Regions from separate parts of the Homo sapiens genome. Here region 2 is linked to region 1. A link is an interaction called in ENCODE POLR2A ChIA-PET data of the cell type or tissue named here. Cell type or tissue: B cell. All regions are shown on one strand. Each heading gives the region's core, and the rest is flanking DNA. Links, peaks and the distances in the headings are about the cores only.

The links. Peaks named below come from ENCODE experiments on the same cell type or tissue, not always from the same donor. Only the 100,000 strongest peaks of a DNase experiment are listed, where the experiment ranks them.
Region 2: POLR2A ChIA-PET joins it to region 1 with 5 read pairs; 2 of 35 experiments call an interaction of 5 or more read pairs at or near these places.

The regions. Positions count from the first base shown.
Region 1 is chr9:126,778,868-126,786,479 of GRCh38, forward strand. No RefSeq gene overlaps it. Among named protein-coding and RNA genes, the nearest start is that of ZBTB43, 22 kb to the right of the region's middle. RefSeq lists an enhancer at 686-855. In B cell, for the core only: no CTCF peak of the experiment used is centred there; no DNase peak of the experiment used is centred there.
Region 2 is chr9:126,625,546-126,635,444 of GRCh38, forward strand. All of the region lies in intron 2 of LMX1B (LIM homeobox transcription factor 1 beta), which reads left to right. Among named protein-coding and RNA genes, the nearest start is that of LMX1B, 17 kb to the left of the region's middle. RefSeq lists enhancers at 1-944, 4,799-5,366, 5,367-5,934. In B cell, for the core only: no CTCF peak of the experiment used is centred there; a DNase peak (open chromatin) is centred at 5,096; H3K27me3 peaks cover 2,269 bases.

The sequences.
Region 1 (7,612 bases), core at 5,113-7,612:
ACCAGAGTTTCTGCATCCCCCTGTCTTCACCAGCATGAGCCTATCTGATGAGGATCAAATGAGCTTCTCAACACCTCTCTCTCTTTTTATTTATTTATTTATTTTTGAGACAGAGTCTTGCTCTGTCGCCCAGACTGGAGTGCAGTGGCTCGATCTCAGCTCACTGCAACCTCTACCTCCTGGGTTCAAGCAATTCTCCTGCCTCAACCTCCCGAGTAGCGGGGATTACAGGCATGTACCACCATGCCTGGCTAATTTTTATACTTTTTTAGTAGAGATGGGGGAGGTTTCACCCTGTTGGCCAGGCTGGTCTGGATCTCCTGACCTTGTGATCTGCCCGCCTCGGCCTCCCAAAGTGCTGGGATTACAGGTGTGGTTCACTGTGCCCAGCCTCGGTTGTCTTTTTTTTTTTTTTTTTTTTTTGAGATGGAGTCTCACTCTGTTGCCCAGGCTGAAGTGCACTGGCGCAATCTCAGCTCACTGCAACCTCCACCTCCCAGGTTCAAGAGATTCTCCGTCTCAGCCTCCCAAGTAGCTGGGACTACAGGCGCGTGCCACCACGCTCGGCTAATTTTTTGTATTTTTAGTAGAGATGGAGTTTCACCGTGTTAGCCAGGATGGTCTCGGTCTCCTGACCTCGTGATCCACCTGCCTCAGCCTCCCAAAGTGCTTGGGATTACAGGCGTGAGCCACCGCCCCAGCCTTGGTTATCTTTTAACACAAGTGGCTCCAACTGCTGATGCACCTCCTCATGGCCCATCATAACATCCATGTGCTGTGCTCTGCTAGGGAGGTGACACGGGCACTAACTTGGCTATAGCCAGCTGGACAAGGGATGGTGCATAGGTCTAAGACAAACCAAGGTGCATGGCTAGTCCCAAGATGGCCCCTCAAACTCCACTCACACTGAAGGTGCCAATCAACTCATCAAAAAGCAAATGCATCAGCCTGGACAACATCGCAAAACCTGTCTCTACAAAAAATACAACATTTAGCTGAGCCTAGTGGCACGCACCTGTATCCCAGCTGATTGGCTTGAAGGGCTGACACAGGAGGATTGCTTGAGCCCTGTGAGGTCGAGGCTGCAGTGAGCCAAGAGCATGCCACTGCACTCCAGCCTGGGTGACAAAGTGAGACCCTGTCTCCAAACAACAACAACAACAAACACACACACAAAAAAAACAAAAATCAAATGCAGTTTGCTTGCTCACCACCTCTCTTCAGGAAGTCGAAACGTGCAACAAAAAACAGGAATGTGGTTGATTTGGTTTGGGCTCCTGTCCTGAGCCCCCGTTTGCAATCTTCTTGGTTGTCTATGAGACAGGAGGAGGGGCCACAGTATATGACAAACTAGGGCCTAAGACTGGGTGGCCCTGTCCCCTTCAAGCTCCAAATCCCTGGTGCTTTTGCATATAGGCTTTCAGAGTCATAAGCTCTGGAGTCAGAATATCTTGGGTTCAAATCTCATCTTAGCCACCTGGCAGAGCTGTTGTAAATGACAAGCACTCAGTAAATGCGAAGAGCTTAGCAGGGCTCCAGGCACATACTAAGCCTCGAAAGTGGCAATCTATTACCATTAACAACCCATAACATAGGAGATACATTCTCCACCTTATGGATAATAAAAGTCATTCCCAGAGAGGCTGATAGCTTGCAGGAAAACAGAATTCAAACCCAGGTTTGGGCCAGGCACGGTGGCTCATGCCTGTAATCCTAGCACTTCGGGAGGCCGAGGTGGGCGGATCACTTGAGGTCAGGAGTTCAAGACCAGCCTGGCCAACATGGTGAAACCCCATCTCTACTAAAAATACAAAGATTAGCCAGGCGTGGTGGTGCTCACCTGTAATCCCAGCTATTCGGGAGGCTGAGGCAGGAGAAGTGCTTGAACCCGGGAGGCAGGGCTGCAGTGAGCCAAGAGGGCACCACTGCACTCCAGCCTGGGTGACAGAGCAAGACTCCATCTCAAAACAAAACAAAACAAAACAAAAACAAAAAACAAAAGCCCGGGCGCGGTGGCTCACACCTGTAATCCCAGCACTTTGGGAGGCCGAGGCGGGCGAATCACGAGGTCAGGAGTTCAAGACCAGCCTGACCATTTTTAGTCTCTACTAAAAATACAAAAATTAGCCAGGTGTGGTGGCGGATGCCTGTAATCCCACCTACTCAGGAGGCTGAGGCAGGAGAATCATTTGAACCTGGGAGGCAGAGGTTGCAGTGAGCCGAAATTGCACCATTGCACTCCAGCCTAGGTGACAGGGTGAGACTCCGTCTCAAAAAAAAAAAAAAACAAAAAAAGCAAACAAACAAACAGAAAAACAGGTCTATGGGTCTGGCCCCTCTATTTGTTCTCGCTGCCTGACTTCATTGACTTCCACTCCTGCCAGGAGCTGGACTGAGTCGAGAACTAGATGCCTTCATAGAGCTCCAGGTCCTGGTCTTAGGGTGGGAGACCGGCCCCCTTAGCAGGGGTCCCTCAGGGAGTGGGAGGACCAGGGCGAGCCTGGGTCCAGGCAGGGCTACAAGAGGCTCCCAGGTGATGGGGAAGGGGGCTGCCTGGCCCTTCTCCAAGCACATTTAGAGCCAACCCAAGGGAAACCCCGATTCTGTCAGTGCTGGCACGCCTGGGGCACAAGCATCGGAGACATTAAATATTAAACACGTCGGCTGCCTTCCAAGCTTGGTAATTAAAACTCTTATTTCATATTTTACACAGGATGGACGGGGAGGTCACAGACTGCTCTTAGATGTTTCATAGTTCCTTGTTCACAGATGAAGTGGCTCTTCCGAGGAAAACCTCCTCTCACTTGGGATCCTCGCGCCCTATTTATTAAGTGATTTCCTGGGAGGGAGGCCAGGGAGCGGAGGTCGGGGAGGTCTCCGGGGTGTAAGGCCCCAACCAGGAATCCCAGCAGGGTTTTGGGCTTTCTTTCTGCTTCTCCAAAATGGGCCTGGGTTCCCAGGAGACGGCCGAGGGCGCCTCGCCCCTGCTGGAAGGGCAGCCTGGGAGCTGGAGTTGGCAAACGGGAGGGGACGGGAGGGGACGGGAGGAGCCCCAGGGGAGGGGGCGTCTTCCCTTAGCTTTCAGCGCCATCTGCTGGCCGTATGCTAAACTGCCGCTCCCCCGGAGGCCAGCTAGAGACCAATTTCGAGTTCTGAGCAGGGAGAGAGAGGAGGGGTTCCAGGACAATCAGGCCTGGAGCTTCCAGAAACATTCCAAAAACACAGTTTAGATTTTTAATTGTTCACTCAGTCATTCTCCCGGGGTCTAGGGAGAAATAGGACTCAGACTCGGATCTCTGGGGACCTACCCCAGCATGATAACCTGGGTGTGCCTGGGGTTCATGGGGGCCTGGGAATCACGGAGGCCCCCTCACCTGCATTCACTGTGTGCCAAGCACTGGCCTACATCACTGACATTTGTTGTATCACTGCAGGTGCTGTGATCTTGCTGCCGTGCTCATTTGACAGATGAAAACACTCAGGCTGTGAGAGAACCCCAAAGCCAGAGGATTCCCTTGATCACTCCCCACCATGGCCAACATGATGAAATCCTGTTTCTACTAAAAATACAAAAATTAGCCGGCCGTGGTGGCAGGCACCTGTAATCCCACCTACTCGGGAGGCTGAGGCGGGAGAATTGCTTGAACCTGGGAGGCGGAGGTTGCAGTGAGCCAAGATCACACCACTGCACTCCAGCCTGGGCGACAGAGCAAGACTCCATCTCAAAAAAAACAAAACAAAAAGAAAGAAAGAACAAGGGAGAGAGGAGAAAGCAAGCAAGCCAGTGTGAGGGAAAAGGAGTGAGAATGGGGAGGGCCTGAGATAAGACTGCAGCAGAAGGTCCGGGGCTACTGGATTTGAACCTATAGCTTTAGAGCATGGGGCACCATGGAGAGAAGAGAGGTAGGGAGGAACACGAGCAGATTTGTGGTTTTTTGGGGGTTTGTTTCGTTTTGTTTTTTGAGACAGAGTCTCACTGTGTCGCATAGGCTGGAGTGCAGTGGTGCAATCTTGGCTCACTGCAAGCTCCGCCTTCCGGGTTCACGCCATTCTCCTGCCTCAGCCTCCCGAGTAGCTGGGACTACAGGCGCCCGCCACCACGCCCAGCTAATTTTGTGTATTTTTAGTAGAGACGGGGTTTCACCGTGTTAACCAGGATGGTCTCCATCTCCTGACCTCGTGATCCGTCCGCCTTGGCCTCCCAAAGTGCTGGGATTTGTGTTTTTAAAATAACCCTCGGGCTGCACAGTGAAGCATCGCAGTGTAGGGAGCAGGGTGGGGGAAGGCTGGAGTCAGGGAGCCCAATTTGGAAGCCGCTGTAGTCAGGTGAGAGAGGATGGGGTTGGGGGAGGGAGCCTGAACTAGGGCAGAGGAGACAGGAGTGGAGATAGTGGATGGATGTGGAGATTGAAGCTGGAAATAGAGCCCAAGAAGTATCCATGGCTCACATTTCTGCAAAACTGGACACCTGGAGGTGACGTTCACTAAAATGAGGCCCATACTTCTCCCACCACATCTCACTGGCCAAGAGCAGTCAAGGGTGGGAGCATTCTCCACCTTTGGTGGGAAAGACCATGAAGTTACATGGCAAAGGGTGCACATGCAGGGGGACTAAAGAATCAGGGCCAGTGACGCACAGTTTTTTGTTTGTTTGTTTTTTGTTTTGAGACAGAGTCTTGCTCTTGTTGCCCAGGCTGGAGTACAGTGGCACGATCTCGGCTCACTGCAACCTCCGCCTCCCAGGTTCAAGCAATTCTCCTGCCCTCAGCCTCCTGAGTAGCTACAGGTGTGCACCACCACAGCCTGCTAATTTTTTTTTTTTTAATTTTTAGTAGAAATGGGGTTTCACCATGTTGGCCAGGCTGGTCTGGAACTCCTGACCTCAAGTGATCTGCCCTCCTCGGCCTCCCAAAGTGCTGGGATTATAGGTGTGAGCCACTGTGCCCAGCCAGGTGTCCAGAGAGAAAATGATCGATGTTTGAGAAGCCACCTTCCCCTTCCACACCCTTGTCCTGGTAAAGGAGAAGGAGTCTTGCTTGCTGATTCAGCTCCTGGCCGCCCTTCTCTTGTGGGGATTCTGGGTGAATGGTGAATCTCACATAAACAAGCTAGAGGTTAATCTATGTAAAAAAGACTTGAGAGTGAGGGCAGGTTAGGGAGAAAAAAACTGCTTAGGCAAGGAGAAAGAATACTGCCTGGCTCCCAGTAGCAACATGGGCCTTATTCCAGCCCTTCCTAAGGCCTTGCCAAATTCCCAGCATTAGTTCCTTTTAATAAGCCATCAGAGGAGACTAGGCTGGGAGTGATGAGACTTGGCATGCATTTTTTTTAGAACACTGGCTAAGAATAGCTGAGAGGTTCTCAAGGGCAACAGGTAGGAGGGGTCAGGCCATCCTTATCACAACGCTCTAGTCATTAAAACAGTGTGGTTTCAGCACAAGGACAGACACAAAGACTAATAGAGGGGAAGGTAGAACCCAGAAGCAGACCCTCAAACACACAGGCACATAATCCATGACAGAGGTGGTCCACAGAGCAGTAGGGGACAGAGAGAGTCTTCAGTAAGTAATTTTGGGACGAAATTGAGTACCCATGTGGAAAACATGAAATGGACCTCCACCTCCGCCATATGCAGCAACACCCATTCCCTGCAGGCCTCCCGGAAGGTCTGGAACCAGGAACTGGAGAGCTATTGGAACCGTGGCAGCTCCGCCGTCCCCGGCCCACTTTTCCCCCTCCCCTCCTGATGCTTACAGAACGCATTTTAGACACTGGGCACTGTGCTAACGGCTTCTTTGCATTCTCATTGAGTCTCCACAACATTCTTCTGAGGCCAGTATGATGACCCCATTTTACAGCTGACGAAACTGAGGCTCAGCGATTGAGTCATTTTCCCAAGGGTATATAAATTATAGGATGTGGGGTTGGGATTTGAACCCAAATAGGCCAGTTCCAGGGCCTACTGTTTTACAGCATCTGATATGGTTCAGCTGTGTCCCCACCCAAATCTCAACTTGAGTTGTACCTCCCAGAATTCCCACGTGTTGTGGGAGGGACCCAGGGGGAGGTAATTGAATCATGCGGGCCAGTCTTTCCCATGCTAGTCTAGTGATGGTCTCATGAGATCTGATGGGTTTATCAGGGCTTGCCACTTTTACTTCTTCCTCATTTTCTCTTGCCGCTGCCATGTAAGAAGTGCCTTTCACCTCCCACAGTGATCCTGAGGCCTCCCCAGCCATGTGGAACTGTAAGTCCAATTAAACCTCGTTTTCTTCCCAGTCTCGGGTATGTCTTTGTCAGCAGCGTGAAAATGGATGAATACAGCACCCCTTCTGGAAACAGAAGTTCAGTGTGATAGGGGTCTGTGGTATTGGGATGGGGGGCTTGTGGTGTGGAGGCTGGAAGTGAAGGAGTGGGGTGGGAGGAGTGCCCGGAGAGGGGGGTAGAAGCAGACCATCGAGGGCATAGAATGCCAACCAGGAAGCTTCCCCTCTTTCTTCAGATAGGAGAGAGTGGGAGGATTGGAAAGTGAGAGAGTCATGCTGGCTCCTGCACTGCAAGTCCCCTCCTCACCACTTAGACCATCCCAGGACCCCAAGCCAGCAGTTCTGCAAGAAGGCTGTTCAGACACAGGCCGCTTCCTGCCAGCCTTCTTCCTTGTCTCTTAGGCCTTAGAAGTGGCTCAGTTACATCTTCCCCTGTCATGCCAGAATCTGGCCTCACTGGATGCCACATCAGGGTGAAGTGGAGAACCAGGAGGTAGGCTAGCCAAAGCAGTTAGAATGTTTCAGTTGTGAAAAAAAAAAAAAAAAAAAAAAAAAGGCCGGACACAGTGGCTCACGCCTGTAATCCCAGCACTTTGGGAGTCTGAGGAGGGCAGATCACGAGGTCAGGAGATTGAGACCATCCTGGCTAACACGGTGAAACCCCGTCTCTACTAAAAATACAAAAAATTAGCCGGGCGTGGTAGCGGGCACCTGTAGTCCCAGCTACTCGGGAGGCCGAGGCAGGAGAATGGCGTGAACCCGGGAGGCAGAGCTTGCAGTGAGCTGAGATCGTGCCTCTGCACTCCAGCCTGGGCAACAGAGCGAGATTCCGTCGAAAGAAAGGAAGGAAGGAAGGAAGGAAGGAAGGAAGGAAGGAAGGAAGGAAGGAAGGAAGGGAAACGAAACGAAACAAAACCTACTTGGATTGGCTAATGCCCTAAAGTGAGAATTTGATGTTTCGACCACTGAAAATTTGAAATGCCACCAGGGCCTAGAAGCACCTGAAATCATGAATTAGAGATCCAATGGGAAATAAGAGACTCCTCTTCTTCATCCTAAGCCCCCCTTCTTTCTTTCTTTTTATTTTATTTTATTTTTGAGACAGGGTCTCGCTCTGTTGCCCAGGCTGGAGTGCAGTGGTGCAATCTCAGCTCATGGCAACCTCCGCCTCCCGGGTTCAAGTGATTCTCCTGCCTCAGCCTCGCAAGTAGCTGGGATTACAGGTGCCCGCCACCATGCCCAGCTAATTTTTGTATTTTTAGTAGAGATGGGGTTTCGTCATGTGGGTCAGGCTGGTCTCGAACTCCTGACCTCATGTGATCTGCCCACCTTGGCCTCCCAAAGTT
Region 2 (9,899 bases), core at 3,780-6,279, 150 kb before region 1:
CCTGGGACTAATGTCGCAGCGCTCGCACTCCTGCAGGTCTCCAGGGTTGGCCATTCCCGGCTGCATGCTCGGCCCCTTTCTTCCGAGGGTGAATTCCTTTGTTCCACCCCCACGGAAACCCTCTTCTCCGCCAGGCCCGTGGCGCCTTTCTCGCCACCTCCGCCGCCGCCGCCGCCACCCTCGTCCCACCGTTTGCAGGGCTTTCCTGCGGCGCTCTGGCCGCAGAGACCCAGCCCTGTCTGCCGACTGGCCCTTCGACGTCGCCGCCGTGCCTGAGCCCCGCTGCCTGCTCGGACAAGCAGAACTCCGGCAGGCGCAGCGGGCGCCGAGGCTTGGGCTTTAGCCGTGGCGCTCGCCTCGGCGCAGTGGGGAGCCGCGGGCGTCGGAGAAGCGGCCGCGCTGTTCCGGGTCACTGCACCGGCTGAAAAAACCAAAAGCAAAACCAACACCCAGAAACGAAGCCTGCGTGCCCCCGGGGGCTCCGTTTTGCTCCCCTCATGGACATGGGGGTGGGGAGCTCGTGGGGTTTCAGCCCAAAGGCTCCAGTCAGTGGAACCGGAGGGGGACTTCGGAGGAATTTGTCTCTGATGTCCCGGCTCCCTGGCCTCCTATTAGAACTCGTAGAGGATCCGCTCTGGAGTCCCCGTGCGCCCTGGCAGAGGTCGGGGACGCCAGAGTGCACGCAGTCTCCTGCGCGCCGAGCCCAGGCTCCGGGCGCAGGGAGGATCGGGCTGAGAGCAGGGTGTCACCTCGTAAAAGCGACAGGCAAGGACTGTTTTATGGGGAGGGAGAAGGAGCAGGAAGTGATGCTTCCATCTCTGACAGCATAGGGACCGGGAGCTCCGATGGAGGAAACCCTTTCCGGGCAGGACGAGTAGAGGGACAGGACATGGCCGGGGACCATGGGATTCGCTGCCATTAAGTATGGGACGGGCAGGCGAGAGCGGGGAAGGGGACCGATGGAGCCAGAAGCCCTGAGCTCACCTCCCGCCCGTCCTCTCCTGGAGCCCCCTCTGCAATCCCGGCTCAGTCGGCAACCGGCCCTTCCTTCCAGGTCAGGGGTGGGGGAGAGACTTTCTCCCTCGAAACACTTGATACCAACTTTGTTTTTTTGGCAAGAAAAATAAGCCTTGTTTGGAAAGGGGTGGGTGGGGGGCGTCGAGCGAGCGAGGGAAGGAGCAAGGAGGCGGCGGCGGAGCAAACTCTGCGGATTAGGTTTCAGCGCCTCCGCCCCACCCCCAGCCCCGCGGCGGTGATTTGTGTGCGGGGGTCTGTGACCCTGCAAGCATCAAACGGCCCGCGGGAACCGGCCGAGTTCAGAGGGACAGTGGGCCGAAGGGCGGCCTAAGACAACGCAGATGGTTCCTATCAGCCCGGCCGGGCCCGCAGCGTCCGCCGGTCCGTCCGGGCTCCTCTGCAGGGAAGAGGCCTTGGTCTTGGGGGAGGCCCCCGCCTGAGCATTGATAAGGGTCTGGACGCAACAGCCCACGCCCAGTCGGCTCCAGTGGAAAGGAGGCCTCGGAGACTGGTGTCAGAGGGTTCCTTGGCCAGGCTGTCCTGACCTCACTGGGCTCAGGAGGAGCCTGATGTGCCTGGTCACCAGAGTGGCCTCTGAGTAGGGACCAGCAGGAAGAGAGACCCCCCGGTCTCCTCCCCGTGGCCGGGTTACCCTGTCCCTGCCCTGCAGGCAGCTGAGGCTCATCCACGATATAGTGCCCCTCCCCCAGGGACCCTTCTTCCCTTTTTTACTCAGAGAGGTGCCCTGCCCTGCCCTCAGCCTGCTTGCTTCTGACTTCATTGATTCTATGCAGTGATAGAATGCCCTGCTTCTTCCTGCCAGCTGGAGCCCTTCTGCTTGGCTTGAGCTAACTTTGAGGGACTCTTCCATTTTCTCCCTCCTGTCCCCAAGGGAAAGCAGAGAAGGAGGCTCACTCATGCCTTGGCCCAGAGCCTTGCCTTGGTGCTGGGAGCCCTGCTTGGTCAGGGTGGGAGGGGCTCTTCCCCCACCAGCCCTGGCCTCTGAGCCTGCTCCCCTTCTTTCCCCAGAGCTGGAGCAGGGCTGTCAACCTCAGCAGTCCCAGGCCTCCCTGGCCTGATTTCCAGGGCCTGGCCTTCTGCGTGGCCTCCAGTGACCACAGTTGAGTGCAGCAGGGCCACACTCACAGGGACCTTGGGCTGCTTTAGGATATCCCAGCTAAAGGGCTCTTCAGGATCCCAGTAGAAATGGGAAAACCAAGGTCCAAGTGCAGCTAGGACTTGTCCTGTTGTAGCAGAGCAGAGGCGGAAATCCCAAGCTGCACGCTACCAGGCTTGGGGGCTGTGTGGCAACTCCACAGTCCTTTTGAGAACCCTCTCCCAGACTCTGGCTTTAACACTGGCCTACTCTGTCTTCCCTGGGCCCAGGTCTCAGGGATGGGAAGGTTCTTCAATCCCAGCTCTTTAAGAAGGGGTGACAGGTGGACCTGGACAATGAAATGATTTTGAGAGTTTTCTGGATAACACGGGGCCACGTGGCTTGGGAATGCGGTCTACTAAACTGGGACCTTGGGGGACAAAAGCCAGGTGAGGACAGTGCCACATCCCACCATCTTTCTTGTCTCTGACTCCCGCATACCCTGGGCTTGGCCCTTCCTGTCTATAGTGGGTCATGGGGAGGCCAGAGGCCTGGCTGGGGACTCAGAGGGCCAGTGGGCTGCTAGGACCTCTCAAGACTCCATCTCCCAGGGTCCCTGCCTCAGGGGAGCAGCCGGCTGGGTCATCTGTGCACAGAAGACACATCTGTCCTCCACATGTTGCAGGCCGAGCAGAGGACATGTGGTTTGGGTCGTGTTATCTTAATCATATTTATTAGCCAATCCTGGGGGAAAAAAGAGTTTGATATTGTTATGATTCGGAAAAGGTCCCCAAATCTACAAGGCGACAGATCAGGAGAGGCCGCCAGCAACAGCCAGGTCTCAGCTGGGTTCAGGACATGGCTTTGGAAGTTCTTTGGGTTGTCTTAGAGCGATGGAATCTCTACGCTGCGAAACAACACTTAACCGCTTTCATTTTCCCAGAGATCTGAAGCGAAATTAATTACCCCGCCTTGACTGATAGTTGTTCTGTTGGAGTATGGTTCTAATCCTTATTAACATTCTCTAAAGTCAGGCATGAAATATGACTTTTATACCACACTCTTTGGCATATGTTTTTCTTTTCCAGGAGATTTTTCAGGCTATCTCTAAGCCTCACTGCTGTTCATTATTTTTGCCATAGGTCTAAAGTTGCCATCCCCAAAGCTAGTCCCGCACAGAGCACAGCCAAGCGGGGAGGGGGGTGTGGGAGGAATGACACATCTCTGCTTGCGACGCAAATTGCTTCTGATTATTGAGCTTTGAATATTTTTCTCCATCGTGTTTTTATTAAAAACTCCAGCATATTTACGCTTGATGGTGTCTTCAATTAGATTAAAAAAAAAAAAAGCAGGGGTTCCCCTTTCTATAGCAGTATGTAAGGAAAATAGTTATGACCACAAAATTACCATCCAAACCTGGTTCTAGTAAAGCCAGTCCTGCTTTGACAAGCCCAGCAGGCTGGGTGCTTTTTTTCTAAGCGTTCCAGCTGCTAGGGAAACAGACCAGAGAGGAAGCCCACAGAAGCCTCCATTCTGCACGGTACTTGGGGCACCTCTCAGGACCTAACACTTCCCAAGTTTGTGAGCCGCAGAAGGAAGCCCAGCTGCTTGGGGCTTTCTGACGGGCCGGGCAGACCTGGAGCATGCACGACAGCAGCAGCAATAATAACGCCAGCTGATGCTTGTTTAGCACTTGTGGTCCATCAGGCACTGCTCTCAGCACTTTCCATTCTTTAATGACACTACGACATGGCTTCCATTATTATTTGCATTTTCAGGTAAGACAACCGAGGCACAGAGAAGTTAAGTAACTTGCCCAAGGTCACACAGCTAGTAAATGGAACCCAGGCATTGTGTCACGAGAAAACTTTCAGCAGCCTTTTGGGAGGGTGGAGTCTGGCCTCTGGCTGGGGTTGGTGCCCCGATGGTGGGCTGGTACTGCAACCCAATGTTGTTTGTTGAAGAAATGGCTCCTAATGAATGGCCAGTGTTCATTTTATGCTGCTTGTGGTAAAGCTTTGATGGGGATTCACTCACTGAATCTTCTTACTGCTCTGGGGGCAGGTTTTATTAATATTATTTCCCATTTTGCCAACATCAAAGCTTGACTTGGGTGCAGTGATTTCCCCAAGGTGGCAAGCTGATGATTGCCAGCTTCAGATGGCACCCTAGATCTTGATGAGACTTCCTAAAAGCACTGTGGTTGGCCGGGTGTGGTGGCTCATGCCTGTAATCCCAGCACTTTGGGAGACCAAGGCGGGTGGATCATGAGGTCAGGAGATCGAGACCATCCTGGTTAACACGGTGAAACCCCGTCTCCACTAAAAATACAAAAAAATTAGCTGGGCGTCATGGCAGGCACCTGTGACCTACTCGGGAGTAGCTCCCAGCTACTCGGGAGGCTGAGGCAGGAGAATGGCGTGAACCCGGGAGACGGAGCTTGCAGTGAGCCGAGATTGCGCCACTGCACTCCAGCCTGGGCGACAGAGCAAGACTCCGTCTCAAAAAAAAAAAAAAAAAAAGCACTATTGTTTGCCTGGGTTTCCAGGTGACAGAATTGGGGCTCAGAGGGGTGAAGCCACACACCTAGGGCCACACAGCCAGTGGGGGGCTATGCAGCACAGAGTCAGCATCTGCGGGTGCCACAACCTGCCCTTGGAACCACTTCTCAGCTCCCGGGAACCCAGGCTTGGGGGAGCACCTGCACTGAGCCTTCTCAGTGGGTCTGACTTGGCCTGAACAACTCTCCTGGCAGTAGGCAGGGCACATTTCATCACTGGGGGGGAGGGTTGTTATCTGTGACCTGTCTGGTGCCAAACAGGCATGGCGTCATCCCTTCCAAACCCCATTTTACAGGGGAGGAAATTAAAGCACAGAGAACCTAAGTGTCTTGCCCTAGGTCACACAGCTAGTTAGCAGCTGATGGGAATCACACTCAGGTGGCCTGTCTTTGGGGCGGTGCCTCTCAGAGAGAGGCTCTGAATCATCATCTTCGTCCTCAGTGTTGTCAGCTTTATGCATGACCACCCCTGAGTGCCTTCTGAGTACTTTGCAAATATATAGTGAAAGCAGCGAGATTCAGAGAGGGAAGGTGATTTTCCAAGGATTACACCACAGGGTGGGGCCGGCCAGGGTCTGCCCTCCTGCCCAGGATAGTGGAAGTCCATGCCATGGATGGGAGCGTGGCCAGCCCTCACAGGGCCACCTTTACCCCTGCAGTGCCTTCCTGGCTCCGGGCTGCCGGTGCAGCAATTCAGGGCAGGCGTTGTCTGGCCTTTGAAGGGACGGCTGTCTGAGTGTGTCACTTTGAACTGCAAAGGGGCCTGTGGTGAGGGCTCGGCCCCCTCCCACGTGCCCCCGCCTGCCCACCCCTCCAGCTCTGGTTCTAGTCGGCAGGCCTGGAGCCAAAGGGGCGGGCAGGGCAGTGGCCCCCCTGTGGGATGTCAGCCTGATAAGTGAGCAGCGACAGACCCCTGGAGGAGGATGGAGCTGGCCGCCCACTGGTTGGGCTGTCCCACGTGGCAAGAGTTCAGGCCAGTCCCCGAGGTGCCATCCTCCCACAGACATGCCCTTACGGCTGCAGAGAAACATCTGCCTGAACGTCAAAAGATTTAAATTAAAATAACAGTAATGATAGTAATAATAATGATTTGTAAAAGGAAACATCTTGCCTTGGGGCACAGGGAGCATCAGGGACTCAACCCTGTGTTCTGCTTGGGGAGTGCTCGTGGCAGGAGGTCAGGAAGAAGAGGTATTAGGTAAGAGACCTAATGCCTATTAGGTCTGGGCTGCTGATTCCCAGGAGTCCAGCTGGGGGCCTTTTGAGTTGCTCAGCTTCCTGGCTCAGCTCGGCCGGCCGGGATGGGGCAGGCCTATCCTGCCCACAGAGAGCTCCCAGGCTAAGTGGGTGGGTGGGGTGAGGTGGGGATAGGGGCGAGGGCAGAGCTGAGCAGAAATGAGGCCAGCACAGTCCCTGTGCCTGCAGTTATTGGCTCTTGGATTTTGTGACCCCAGAACTGATTCCTTGAGAGGCCGAGAACTTAACCAGATTTTTCACCAGTGCTTTGGAACCTCAGGTTTTACCACTTCCCGCTGTGTGACCTTAGGTTAGAGGCTTTAAATTCCCTGTGCCTCAGTTTCTTCAAAGTTTACTAAGGACCAGACCCCTGCCTCCGGGTAAGGATGATTCAGAGGGAGCAGATGCCATTCCTCTTTAGGTGAGTGGTTCCTGCCGATTTTGTTACTGATGCTCCCACAGTCCTTTGTGCTGGGCCTCAAAGGGGGCCACCTTTGACCATATGTATTGGGTCTTAGCTAGAAAAGGGAACGGTAGGTGCGCAGTTCGTACTGAAAGAAAGTATAAGGGTCTAGAGCTGGGCTGGACTCTGGGCTTGGCCTCTTTCTAGCTGTGTGACCTTTGACAAATTCCTTAGCTTCTCAGAGCCTCCACTCTCTCGCAAGCAAAATGCACGTAAAGAACCTACCTTCCAGGTTGTGGGGAGAGCGAGATGAGATGCTGTGTTCAAAGAGCCATACCAGTCCATGGGAGCCGTTTTTCTTAGAGGGAAGAGTTGTGGGCAGGGGCCTCGTTAGTCACACAAGAAGGCAGCAAGAGTGTGTGCCAGCTTACGCCAGGCAGGTGCCCGTGAGATGGGAGGCTGCAGCTTGGGAGGATTTGGGGAGGGCATTCCAGGAGGGGGCCCTGGCAGCAGGAATATTGGGGGTTAAATGGGTGGGCTGGGACAGTGAGTCTGGCGGAGGGGCTGCCGAGGGGCTGCTGGGACTGGAGGCTGCAGAGCAGGGCAGGAGCCTGTGGCTGTGCTCGGGCGTTTGGATTTTATCCTGTGGGCAGGAGGGAGCTATTGAAGGTTATTGGACAGGGGAGTGACAGGAACTGGAGAGGCACTTTATGGAGCTGATGCTGGCAACATGTGCCTGGGATTAGACCGGCGGGAGGAGGCTATTGCCACCTTGGAGGTGAGGGTAGTTGCGGGAACCAGAGAGGGAACAGGGCACAGGGAGGGTCACAGAGGCCTGGGGCTTGGAGCTGGGGTGGCTGGAACCCCAGGTACTCAGCTGCCTGGCTAAGGCCTTGAGGTCCTGAGCACTCTGGGCTGGTCCCAGCAGGGGTGACCCACTTAGCTGGGTCCCTGGAAGAGCCGGCTTGACCTGTGCAGCCCCACTGGGCCCCACACCCAGAAGGGCCCTTAGCTTGGTTTAATGCTCCTGCTGTCACACTCTTGAGATTCTTAACTTTTGAACAAGTGGCTCTGCCCCTGCCTTTTCATTCTGTGCTGAGCCCCGCAGGCGAGCCCCCAGCTCACCTGCCATTCCCACATGTCCCAGACACTTGCCCACATCAAGGTCTTACTCAGGCTGTGGTGGTTGCCCAGGAGGCGTCCCCTGGCCTCCATCATCCTTTCTTCTTCTGGAAAACTCTCCCTACTCCCAAGGCCTGGCACAAGAGTCACCGGTTTCATGGAGTCTCTCTGGCTCTGAGCCCCACCCCCGTCCTCCAGGCTTGGATCTGTCCTGTAGCACTTGCTAGAGGTGCAGAATCCTAGATCTGTGAGGGAACTCGAACTCTCGAGGTGAAGCCCATGAGTCTACATTTCCAGATGGCCCCTGGGGGAAGCCTTGCCTGCTGAGGTATGACAACCTCTGCCCAGGGTACCTCCAAGCCTGGCACAGGGCCTGGTACTTGGTAGGTGCATCCGTGTGTCATGTCATTGTGAAGGAATGAATGAACGGTGCTTACCTGTCCATCTGGATGGATGAAGCTCCCTGGGCCTAGCTCATTGCCTGGCATGGGTGGGTGGGTTGCAGCAAGTCTCCACAGGACAACTGGGAGGACACCTGGCCAATCCTGGGGACTGGCTGGGGCAGGGTTCTTCTTCTTCCTGAAACCTCGGGACATGGGGGCCAGGCTGGGGGATGGAAGGGCAAAATTAGTACCCTCCGGGAGATGGGAAGTGGGCAGAGGCCACGGAGTCCACCAGCACATCCTCCCTGTAGCTGTCCCCTCCTCCGAAAGGACTACCCACTCCTGACATGGTTATACAGCACGCACATAATTATACAGCATGATGGAAGAAGAGAATTTGATTGTTATTTCCAGAGCCTTTACCCTGTGCAGCCACTGATTTAAGGATCACATTATTTCATTCAACCGTAAGCCTCATAGTCTGTGAGGCAGAGCCTGTTATTATCCCCATTTCAGCGATATGGAGACTGAGGCACAGAAAGGGGTAGTCGGCAGTCCAAATTCACACAGCTTTGTGTGACCCCTCTGCCAGTTGGCCTCCGAGATGCCTCATTCCCCCTGTGCCTCCCGCTTTTGATGCCTCGGGGATACACCTGGCACAGTATGTACTCAGCGAATGTTTGGGGAAGGCAGGAGGGAGGGAAGAAGGAAGCCCAGCTCACTCATCCAACCGGAAGGACCCCTGCTCCAGGCAGGACTGGAATAACGCCAGGACTCCAAATGAGCAAGATAGTCCCAGCCTGGCCTGCCTGGGATAAGGAGCGGGCAGGGAAACCCAGAGGAGAAGCACTGACTTTGGCAGGATGGGGCATGTGAGGGCACCTGGAAGGCACTGTGGTGAAGCCCGGGACTGGAAAGCCTTCTTGCCCAGCAGTGACGGGGTCGCCATGGAGAGGCCTCACCGGGCAGGTCTCTGAAGCCAGCGTCAGTTTCATACAGGCATTCCAGAAATACATGTGGAACTTCCTCCCTCCACGCCCTGTGTGGGTATCAGGGAGGCATGGGGAAGAAAACGCTCCAGGTCCTGCCCTCGGCTGCCACCATGGTGCTGAACAGGGTGAGTCTAGCCAAGGAGATGCCAGGAGCAGACCCGGTGCACAGTAGGTGTTCAGGGACTGTCCCCATGGAGATTTTCAGTTACCCACCTCCTGCATTAGCCTCTGGTGCCAGGTTCTGCACACCCCCCCCACAATGCCACATCCATGAGCCACTGTCTTGAGTCCTTTGACCTCTCTGAGCCTGAAGTTAGTCATCTATAAAATGGGTACAGCTATTCCTACTGTCCAGGTTGTTGTAGGGATTAATTTTGTAGCGATTAATCCAGGGGAGGGCCCCGCTGCGAGTGTACCTGGAAGAAGGGGTGCTGCCTGGAGAGGTGGGAGAGCTTTTACCAGGCAGGTGACATTTGGAGTCACGAAAGGGGAGGAGGAGGGCTTTGCAGGTGTGGGGTACAGTGTGGGCCAAAGCCCAGAGACATGGAAGCCTGTGGCCTGTTAGAAGCACAGGGCTCCCCGCTCCTTCCCCTCTCCTCTCTGCCCCTGGCTGTCCTCTCACCCTCAAGCCGGTGCCAGTGTGGCTCTGCAGATTTGCTTCTAAGCCCTAGCACCCGCTGCATGCCAGCCAGGCACAAGCGCCATATGAAGCCTGCTGATGGCCTGGGAGACAGGTGTTACTGTCATTCCCATTTCACAGATGAGGGGACTGACACCCAAAACCCAGAGGCCACTTACCCAGGGCCACACGGCTGGGGAGCTTCACCACCAGGTCTGACTCCAGCTCCTGCTCACCCTTCCCCCAGCCCTCCCACTCCTCTTCTAGTCAGCTACTTGCCCCCACTCGCTCATTGCCCACACAGGGAGCAGGCCCGGGGCTTACACAAAGGCAAGGGAGGTAGACGGCTAGGACTTGGAAGACTGAGAACAGCTACATAGAGGAGGCGGGCACGAGAAGCTTCTGCAAAACCAGTTGCAGTCGGAGGAGATGCTATGGCGAGGGCACTCCAGGCTGAGGGCACTGCCTGGG